Regions from separate parts of the Homo sapiens genome. Here region 1 is linked to region 2. Evidence: read pairs that join two places in POLR2A ChIA-PET (ENCODE). Cell type or tissue: OCI-LY7. All regions are shown on one strand. Each heading gives the region's core, and the rest is flanking DNA. Links, peaks and the distances in the headings are about the cores only. Region 1 overlaps LINC00598 (long intergenic non-protein coding RNA 598). Region 2 overlaps FOXO1 (forkhead box O1).

What was found. ChIA-PET counts read pairs that join two places held together with the same protein. Peaks named below come from ENCODE experiments on the same cell type or tissue, not always from the same donor. Only the 100,000 strongest peaks of a DNase experiment are listed, where the experiment ranks them.
Region 1: POLR2A ChIA-PET joins it to region 2 with 6 read pairs; 1 of 35 experiments calls an interaction of 5 or more read pairs at or near these places.

Annotation. Positions count from the first base shown.
Region 1 is chr13:40,461,419-40,466,805 of GRCh38, forward strand. LINC00598 (long intergenic non-protein coding RNA 598) reads right to left here. Exons shown (of 7, transcript NR_024507.3): 4 at 5,089-5,259. Among named protein-coding and RNA genes, the nearest start is that of LINC00598, 17 kb to the right of the region's middle. In OCI-LY7, for the core only: a CTCF peak has its summit at 2,256; a DNase peak (open chromatin) is centred at 3,133; H3K4me3 peaks cover 1,213 bases; H3K27ac peaks cover 649 bases.
Region 2 is chr13:40,578,533-40,583,919 of GRCh38, forward strand. The region is part of intron 1 of FOXO1 (forkhead box O1); the gene reads right to left. Among named protein-coding and RNA genes, the nearest start is that of FOXO1, 85 kb to the right of the region's middle. In OCI-LY7, for the core only: no CTCF peak of the experiment used is centred there; DNase peaks (open chromatin) are centred at 2,459, 2,829 and 4,209; H3K4me3 peaks cover 3,919 bases; H3K27ac peaks cover 5,000 bases.

The DNA.
Region 1 (5,387 bases), core at 91-5,090, 120 kb before region 2:
GGGATTACAGGTGTGAGCCACTGTGCCCAGCCAGTACCTACTCTTTTTGATTGGCTTCTTTCACTCAGCATAATTATGTTAAAATCCATCCATGTTTTTGTATATATCAATAGCTTATTCCTTTGATTGTTGAGTAGTATTCTAATGTATATACAGTACAGTCATGCATCACTTCACAATGGATACATTCTAAGAAATGCATCATTAGATTATTTTCTCATGCGAACTTCATAGAGTGTACTTACACAAATCTAGATGGTAGAGTCCACTGTACATGTAGGCTATATGGTATGGCCTGTGGCTCCTAGGCTACAAACTGTACAGCATGTTACTGTACTGAATACTATAGGCAATTGTAGCACAATGGTATGTGTGTATCAAAATATATCAAACATAGAAAAGGTATGGTAAAAATATGGCATAAAAGACTTTCAATGGTGCACCTAGATAGGGTACTTACCATGAATGGAGCTTGCAGGACTGGAAGTTTTTCTAGGTGCATCAGTGAGTGAGTAGTGAGTGAATGTGAAGGCCTAGGACATTACTACACACTACTGGAGACTTATAAACACTGTACAATTAGGCTGAACTAAATTTTTTGTAATGTTTCTTTTTTTTTTTTTTCAAGAGATGGGGTCTTGCTCTGTCACCCAGGCTAGAGTGCAATGGCACAATCATAGGATCACAGCTCACTGCAGCCTCAAACTAGTTGGCTCAAGCAATCCTCCTACCTCAGCCTCCCCAATTGCTGGGACTACCAGAATGTACCACCAAACCCAGCTATCTTTTTAATTTTTTGTAGAGATGGGGTCTCACTATGTTTCCCAGGTTTGTCTCAAACTCCTGGGCTCAAGCGATTCTCCCACCTCAGCCTCCCAAAATGCTGGGATTACAGGCATGAGCCACCATACCTGGCCTGTTTCTTTCTTCAGAAATAAATTAACTGTAGCTTAGTTTACTGTAACGTTTTTACTTTATAGAATTTTTTTTGGCTGGGCCCAGTGGCTCACACATGTAATCCCAGCACTTTGGGAGGCTGAGGCGGGTGGATCACCTGAGGTCAGGAGTTCGAGACCAGCCTGACCAATATGGTGAAACCTCATTTCTACTAAAACTAAAAAAATTAGCCAGCCTTGGTGGCATGCACCTATAGTCCCAGCTACTCAGGAGGCTGAGACAGGTGAATTGCTTGGACCCCGGAGGCACAGGTGGAAGTGAGACGCGTTTGCACCAGTGCACTCCAGCCTGGGCGACACAGTGAGACTTCCTCTCAAAAAAAAAAAAAAAAAATTTGCACTTTTTGACTCTTTTGTAGTAAGACTTAGCTTAAAACACAAACATATTGTACAGCCGTACAAACATATTTTCTCTCTGAATATTCCTATTTGAAAAACTATTTTTTACTTTTTAAAACATTTTTGTTAAAAAATAAGACATGTACACATTAGCCTAGGCCTATACATGGTCAGGATCATTAATATCTGTCTTCACCTCCACATCTTGTCCCATTGGAAGGTCTTCAGGGGCAGTAAGATACATGGAGCTGTCATCTCCTGTGATAACAACGCCTTCTGGAATACGTCCTGAAGGCCCTACCTGGGGTTGTTTTACAGTTAACTTTTTTTAAAAAAATAAGTAGAAGGACTACATTCTAAAATAACCATCAAAGCATAGTAAATACATAAACCAGTAACACAGTTATTGATTATCATTATCAAACACTATGTAATATATAGTAATAATATATATAATTACTCTATATAACGGCATGTGATATACTGTTTTTTCTTTTTTTTCTTTTTCCATAAGTTATTGGGGAACAGGTGGTATTTGGTTACCTAAGTTCTTCAGTGGTGAGTTGTGAGATTTTGGCACACTCATCACCCAAGCAGTATACCCTGCACCATATTTGTAGTCTTTTCTCACCCCCCTCCCACCCTTCCCCACAAGTCCCCAAAGTCCACTGTATCATTCTTATGCCTTTGCATCCTCATAGCTTAGCTCTCATATATCAGCGAGAATATAAGATGTTTGGTTTTCCACTCCTGAGTTACTTCACTTAGAATAATAGTCTCCAATCTCATCCGGGTTGCTGCAAATGTGGTTAATTCAGCATGTGATATACTTTTACGTGACTGGCAGCATAGTAGGTTTGTTTACGCCAGCATTACCACAAACTTGGGAGTAACATGTTGCACTACGATGTCACAACAGCTAGGTGGCTAGACAATCAGAATCTTTCGGCTCCATTACAAGCTCATGGGACCACCATTGTACATGGGATCCATTGTTGACTGAAACATGGTTATGTGGTGCGTGACTACATATACTACAGTCGGTTCATCCATTCACTTGTTGATGACCATTTGGGTTCTTTTCTCCTTTTAGCTATTATAAATAAAGCTGCTATAAATATGCATTCTCAGGTCTTTGGATGGTGTTATGGGTTGAATTGTGCCCCCCAATAAAGGGTATGCTGAAAGTCCTAATCCCTAGTACCTCTTAATGTGACCTTATTTGGAAAGTTCTTTGCAGATATAATTAGTTTAGATGAGGTCATACCAGAGTAGAAGGGCTCCTAATGCAACATGATTATAAGACATGTCCTTATAAGAAGGCAACTATGTGAAGACAGGGGACACGCAGGGACCATATGACAGCAAAGGCAGAGGCTGGACTAATGCAGCTGCAACACAAAGAATGCCAAAGATTGCCAGCCACCACCAGAAGCTGCGAGAAGGCAAGGCAGGCGTCTCCCTTACAGGTTTCACAGGGAGCATGGCCCTGCTGACATCTTGATCACACACTTTTGGCTTCCAAAAAAGGGAGACAATGTATTTCTGTTGTTTTAAGCCACCCAGCTTGTGGCACTTTTTCATGGCGGCCCTGGGAATGTAACACAGACGGATGCACGCTTTCATTTTTCTTGGGTTAATACCTAGGAGTGGAAAAGCTGGATCATATGGTAAGCACATGCTTAACTGTTTAAGAAACTGCCCAAGTATTTGCCAAAGTTGTTGTACCATTCTCCATTCCCAGCAGCAGGGCATGAGCGTTCGCATTTGTCTACATCTTTGCCAACACCTGGCATGATGAGTCTTTATAATTGTCGCCCTCCTAACGGGAGTGTAGCGGCGCCTCGTTGCGGTTTTATTTGCATTAACTGCATGACTAATGATGTTGAGCATCTCTTTAGTGAAGTGTCTGTGAAAATCGTGTGTCCACTTTTCAATGCGGTTGTTTGTTTTCTTAATATTGAGTTTGAGAGTTCTTTATATATTCTGGATACAAGTCCTTTATTAAATATAAGCTGTGCAAATATTTTCTCCAAATCTGCAGGCTGTCTTTTCATCCTCTGAACAGTGTCTTTCAAAGAGCAGAAGCTATTAATTTGGATGATGTCCAGGACAAGAGCCTTCTGAGTGCTCTACCCAATGCCCTGTCTATGATGAGATTTTCCAGTTTGGCTTATGGAAGCAGGCACTATTCCCAGCCCTGTGTGAGTGCCGGGCACTCTTCCTTTCATCCTTTCGTGTGGTTCTTTCCCTGGCCTTGTGCAGATTCTTCACACACAAGTGCTGATTAGTACTCTACTAACTCTGCTGCAGACCACCAAATTTTTCTCTGTGGTCAGTGCTCTCCTCGCCAGCCCTCTGCCCTGTGCTAGCCCTGAGAACTTGTTCTCCCTGGACATCCAGCTCCATTTCCCCAGCTAAGGAAGTGTACTGGGCTCTACCTGAGTTTCCCGCTCCTCCACTGTGGTCAGCAAACTCAAGTCAGCAGGCCAGGGCAAGCCCAGGCTCACCTCACATGCTTCTCATCTCACAAGGATCACTGTTTTTCATTGCCTGGAGTCCAGTGTCTTGCTGATATCTCTTGCTCAGTGTGTGGGCAGTTTTAGGTAAGACAGTGAACCTGGTCTCTGTTTCTCCGTCTTGGGAGAAAGCAGAAATCTGCCCTGGTATATTCTTGAGACAGAGTCTCGCTCTGTCAACCAGGCTGGAGTGCAGTGGTGCGATCTCACCTCACTGCAAGCTCTGACCCCCAGATTCAAGTGATTTCTGGCTAATTTTTGCATTTTTAGTAGAGATGGGGTTTCACCATGTTGGCCAGGCTGGTCTCGAATTCCTGACCTCAAGTGATCCACCCTCCTTGGCCTCCCAAAGTGCTAGAATTACAGACGTGAGCCACCGCGCCCAGCCTGCCCTGGTTGGGATATGATGCTACCCATCCAAATCCATGCTTCGAGGAGAAAAGTGCAGAGAGAGACTGCTTTGTGGCCTGGATGGGAAGGCTAACAAGTGCACACCACCCCCTAAGCATTCCCAAATTGTTTCTGTCCCCAGGATCTAGACATAAGTGACACAGTGATCTATTTGCCTTTTTCTCTTGTTTTCCCAGTGATACAAATACCCCTGTCACCCCATAAGCAGGCAGAAGCAAGAGCCACCCGTGGACTGTCAGATATTTCACCACAGAGCAGCAAATATCAGGGGAACAGGACAAGGGAGCTCTGATCATCAAACTGTTTGATCTTTGGGAACTGCGCTAAGTGTTTCTATTGCAATTTGAGATGACTGCCAATGGCCTCATCTCCTTGGAGAGGAATTCATTCAAGATGGAACTTTGGGCTTTGGAGTCAAGGTAAATTCGGGGCTTATTACTCTCTTTCTCACTGGGGCCATTGCTCGGGATGCCCCACAGTTTCATGGAACTGAGGACTGAAAATGTCCTTGAATGAGATGTCTTCACCAGAGTGTGGATCAGGGCTGTCCAATCTTTTGGCTTCCCTGGGCCACATTGGAAGAAGAAGAATTGTCTTGGGCCACACATAAAATACACTAACACTAATGAGAGCTGATGAGCTAAATTTAAAAATTGCCAAAAATATCTCATAATGTTTTAAGAAAGTTCACAAATCTGTGTTGGGCCACATTCAAAGCCATCCTGGGCTGCATGCGGCCCGCAGGCTGTGGTTGGACAAGCTTGGTATAGATACTCCTCTCACAGACTACGTGTGATGCCCAGGTTCCCTGTCAGAGACTGGCAGGGAGCGTAAGCTAAAGGGCCTTATGTAAGTGTGGGCACCTGGCTCCGTCAGTCTTCCAGCAGAGGCAAGCTCCACCATGAGGCCCATTTCCCCACTGGCCTGACTGCATGCCTTAATCAGGAAGCAGGAGCTGGCTTCTCTGGTTATCACTCGTTCCTTCAGCAAACAATTATGGAGCATCTTCCATGTTCCAGGCAGTGGACTAGGATCTGGAGATGCAGAAATGAATAAGACACCATCATCATCTGGTTGGGAAGACCGATGCAGAAGCAGGCAGTTAGAAGATAGGCAGAAAATGCATTCCAGAGATAGGCTTAGGTGAGGGCAGCTGAGCCCT
Region 2 (5,387 bases), core at 171-5,170:
TCTTCCCTGCAAGTTCCCTGAAGATCAGATTTTCCTCTAACCATTGAGGTCTCCTGTAGCACCTCCAAAGTAGCTTCAGGACAAAGCAGCACACTATGGCCTACTAAAGCATTCTTCGGCATGTGCTCTACAAAATAATGGTTCCTTTTAGGGTGATTTGAATTCACTGAAAAAATACCTTTGGGACACTCTGGCCACACAGAATTAAACAGGATTCCTAACTGTACAGTTTTTTAGAGCCTTGAGTACACAAAACAACACAAAACAAACAAGAGCAAAACTGTTCCCTTAGACTTTGTTTTGTTTTGTTGGTGGGATCACATGCATGCACATGCACACCCCTCCACGCACATACACATTTCTTTGCCCGCGCTTCTTGACAGACTATACCATGAAACTGATGTTCAGCAGCACACATTTTGGAAAATGCTGATCTAATGGCAAGACGGTGGTAATGAGGAAGAAAATCTAAGTCTGGCTCTATCTTTCTGACTGGACACATTTTTACATCCTTTATGTCTAAGCTTTCTTGTCTATAAAGTAGGAAAACAATGTCTGTCCTAAATGCCCCACAGAATTGTAATGGGTATAAGTGCTTCAAAAAGCATAAAGGGCTACGTATTGGTGAGATTTTATGATTATGCCAAGGTAGAAGGAGGGGCTCTCACTGAAAGCCCCAGTGCTGCCCAAACTTCCTACCAAATAACACACCTGCCCTAGGTAGCTCAGAAAGCCCAGGTGTTCTGTGGGACTTGCTGCTAGAAGTAATTGAACCATGCCTTACTCTTTGATGGATGAAGGAGGAGACCAGACAATCCACGCCAGGTCGGATTACTCCGTGCGAAGCAAGACCCACAGTAGACCTCTTTCTCCTACATCCCATTCCCCAACAGTCAACATCATCTTCAGAAATACACAGGCAGAGTTATGACAGGAGAAGAATGGGCCAAATCTTTTCCATCTCCTTAAATGCTTCTGTAAAAAGACAAGCAAGGTATAGGAAGGAACAAGCAAAGAAGGGGGAAAGAAGACAGGAGAAGAGTGATTCTGAAGTTGACTGCTGAGAAGGCAGCAGAATGAAAAAAAAAGGGGGCGGGGGCGGTACAATCCTAAGACTTCTCCCAGGCCAGGAAAACACTCTAGCCTTGGCTGTGACACTCCTCCTCATGCTGTTAGGAGCCATGATGTGAGCACATAGGCAGTTTCTAGGGTCACCACAATAGAGCTTGGAAGATGAGGAACCTGTACACAAGGTTTCCCCATTAGTGTAATATGTGGTGGGATCAGTGTAGAACCTAACTAGGCAAAAACACCATCTGGGATTGGAAAGTTTATTTACAACACCTGACAGTGAACATCAATCATGACACCCCTGAAACCTATTGCACACTATTTGCAACTAAAATACAGGGTGCTCTTTATTACCAATTATACGAGCTCTGTATGGTCAATTACTTCTTTTACAAGACAATTTTGATGAATACAATAATGTTGCTTCCAGGTGGTGAATATAATGGGGCTTTTTACTTTGTAGATTACCTTTGCATGTTGTCTTTTTTGCTGCTGCTGTTAAAGAAAGAGCATTTTACCTTTCATAATGTTGCTACATTGGGGTAACAAACAAAAACCCAGGCATTTTCCTTTCTCATATATTCATTCAAAAACAAAGCAGTTCCTATCAAGTGGAATATATCCAAGTGAAATATATATAATGTTTATACAACACACACACACCTGCATAACCAAATAATAAGTTGTAGTTTGCAAACTATATGCTAACATTTTTGTTTTTCCAGGAAACAATATATCTTTCCTTAAGCAGGAGACGGGGAAAGAGAACAACAATTTTACACAAAACTAGTGGCTGAGGAGCGTGGGCTTGCTGTCACACAAACCTGGAATCTACATCCAGTACTGGCACTTAGCAAATGTGAGACCTTGGCTGAGTCACTTTACCTCTCCAGGCTTCAATCTCCTCATCTACAAAATGGGGATAAACAACTTCCATTCCAAAGCATTTTTGTAAGGACTAAAATGAGATAATCCTACAAAGCACTTATAAATATTAGATATTATGGGCACAAAATCTCAAGCAAATGTCTAGCCCCTGGCTCCAAGCAAGGCACACCTCATCTGACCTCATGTCACCTCCCTGCACACATTCAAAGAAAACCCAGTGCTGGCATGTTCCTTAAGCAAAACACATAGAGGACACTTGTCCTCAATGTTTACGCAATCACTATTAGCAGTAGCAACAAAAGATGCTGTCATTTGAAGGTGAAAGTCATCCAGGACACAATCAAGCAAAATAAGTTCAAGTCCCTAACATCTCATGGCCAGAAGCTCAAAGACCCTGAAGAACAAGGTGAGGCTCCAGGAAAGTATCTACAGCACTGCTTAGCCTTCGCCTACACACTTAAATACCCGGCGCTTCCGCTAGCTAGATGTGGGCCTTCTTGGGTTATGGTCAGGGCAACAACATTGGAAAGCCTGCCAAGAGACGGAGTTGAGATAAGTAAGAAAAACTACAAAAGGAAATGAAATGCTTGGGCACTTTTCTTGGAGACAGAAAGAGCTTTAGACTTTTCTGGGACACAACAGGTGTCCAGAGAGCATCACTGAAAATCTGGCCAGGTTTTGTGATCCCTTAACCCCCTTTTTTGGAAAAACCTGAAGTGACACTGCTTGAAGGCAAAAAAGGGGAGCGAGCACAAACAGGGCCACAACAGCCTTCACACTTGTTGCTGGAACACATGCCTTCACCTTTGAAAGATACTCATGAGAACTTGCAGAGGGCTGTCTTCATACAATAGTACAAATTGTGTTTAAATTGAGAAACCAGCTGCTCGCTCCTTGATCAGTCATCCTTTTATCATCAACAGAACTTTAATTAGCCCCCATCTGCTTCCTGTTTTATGCTACAAATCTTAACTTTCACCTGTTTGAACCAAACTGCAGTAACTACACCCATAGTAAATTAAAACAATTAACTTTCCATACAACATGCAATTAATCCTCATTAAGCTGTTATTAGGCTATTCAAAATAACACAGAATTCAAATCAACTAGTTTCCCACAAATGACAATGTTCTATACAAAAATTCAACAGAAACTCTATCCCACCCACTTCTTGCATTTTTTTCCATTAAGAAGGTTTTCAAGCTGTCTGGCTTCAATTTCCTGATTTAACTATTAAGTATGGGGCCATATCTGGTCATGTAAGAACAATACATCTCAAAAATATCATGCTGACTTTTATTAAAGAAAATCAAGTTACAGAATGGTGTTTACCTTAAATGATAACATTTATGTAAAGCTTTTTTTAAAAAGGGGATCCTACAAAGAATTTGTGGACCCCATCTATCAGCACAGCCAGGGTACGGGCTTCTGGCAGGAAAGGTGCCCTTCAACACACAAACTCTGGAATTAGTGGCTACCTCTGGGACAAGGAGGGGAAGAATTATATTTATAGCTAAAACAGAGAGGTAGAATATGGGTACTAATTATATTGGTCTCTATGCCTTTCTTCATGTATGAAATACAGGCCTACCTTAGAGATACCTCAAGTTCACTTCCAGAATACCACAATAAAGCAAATATCACAATAAAGTAAAAACAAATTTTTGTTTCCCTGTGCATAAAAGGTATGCATTATATTGTAGCCTATTAAGTGTGCAATAGCCATATTTTAAAAAAATAATGTACACATCTTAATTAAAAACTTTTATTGTTAAAATATGCTAATAATCATCTGAGCCTTCAACGAGTTGTGATCGGTTGCTGGAGGGCCTTTGCCTCAATGTTAATTACTGCAGTCTGATCAGGGTGGTGGTAGCTAAAAGCTGGGATCGCTTTGGTAATTTCTTAAAACAACACAATTAAATTTGCCTGATTGATTGACTCTTTCTTTCACGAAAAATTTCTCTGTAGCATGTGATGCTGTTTGATAGCATTTTACTCACAGCAGAACTTCTTTCAAAATTAGAGTCAATCCTCTCAAACCCTGCCACCGCTTTATGTAATATTCTAAAGCCTTTACTGTCATTTCAACCATGTTCATTCACAGCATCTTCACCAGAAGTAGATTCCATCTCAAGAAACCACTCTCTTTGCTCATCCGTAAGAAGCAAGTCCTCATGAGTTCAAGTTTTATCATGAGATTGCTGCAATTCAATCACATCTTCAGGCTCCACTTCTAATTCTAGTTCTTTTGATGTTTTCACCACATCTGCATCTACTTCCTCTTCTGAAATCTTGAACCCCTCCCAGGTCATCCATGAAGACTGGAATCAGCTTCTTCCAAATTTCTATTAATATTGCTATTATGACCTCCTCCCATGAACCACAAATTTCTTAATGGCATCTACAATGCTAAATCCTTTCTTGAAGATTTTTAATTTTACTTTGCCCAGATCCATCAGAGGAATCACTATGGCAACTTGGGCCTTAATAAAATATATTTCTTAAATAATAAGACTTGAAAGTCAAAATTATTTCTTGACCCATGGGCTGCAGAACAGATGTTGTGTTAGCAGACAAGAAAACACCACTAATCTGCTTGTACATCTCCATCAAAGCTCTTGTGTGAGGAGGTACATTATCATTGAGCAGTTTAATATTTTGAATCTTTCATCCTGAGCAGTAGGTCTCAACTGTGGGCTTAAAATATTCAGTAAGCCATGCTGTAAACAGATGTGCTGTCGCTCAGGCTTTGTTGTTCCATTTACAGAGCACAGATAGAGTTGATTTAGCATACTTCTTAAGGGCACTAGAATTTTCTGAATGGTCCATGAGCATTGGCTTCAACTTCAAGCCACCAGCTGCATTACCCCCCTAATAAGAGAATCACAACCTGTTCTTTGAAGCTTGGCATTAACTTCTCCTCTCTAGCTATGAAAGTCCTAGATGGCATCTTCTTCCAATAGAATGCCACTTCATCTACATTGAAAATCTGTTGTTTAGTGTGGCCACCTTCATCAATGGTCTTATCTACATCTTCTGGATAACTTGCTGCTCCTTCACTTTGTACTTTCATGTTATGGAGATGGCTTCTTTCCTTACACCTCATGAACCAACAACCTCTGCTAGTTTCAAACTTTTCTTCTGCAGCTTCCTCACCTCCCTCAACCTTCACAGAATTTAAGAGTTACGGCCTTGCTCTGAACATGGCTTTGGCTTAAAGGAATGTTGTGACTGTTTTGATCTTCTATACAAACCACTAAAACTTTCTCCAGATCAGCAATAAGGCTGTTTTGCTTTCTTATAATTTGTGTTCACTGGAATGGCATTTTTAATTTCCTTCAAGAACTTTCCCTTTGCATTCACAACTTGGCTGACTGGCATAAGAGGCCTAGCTTTTGGACAATCTGGGCTTTATACATGCCTTC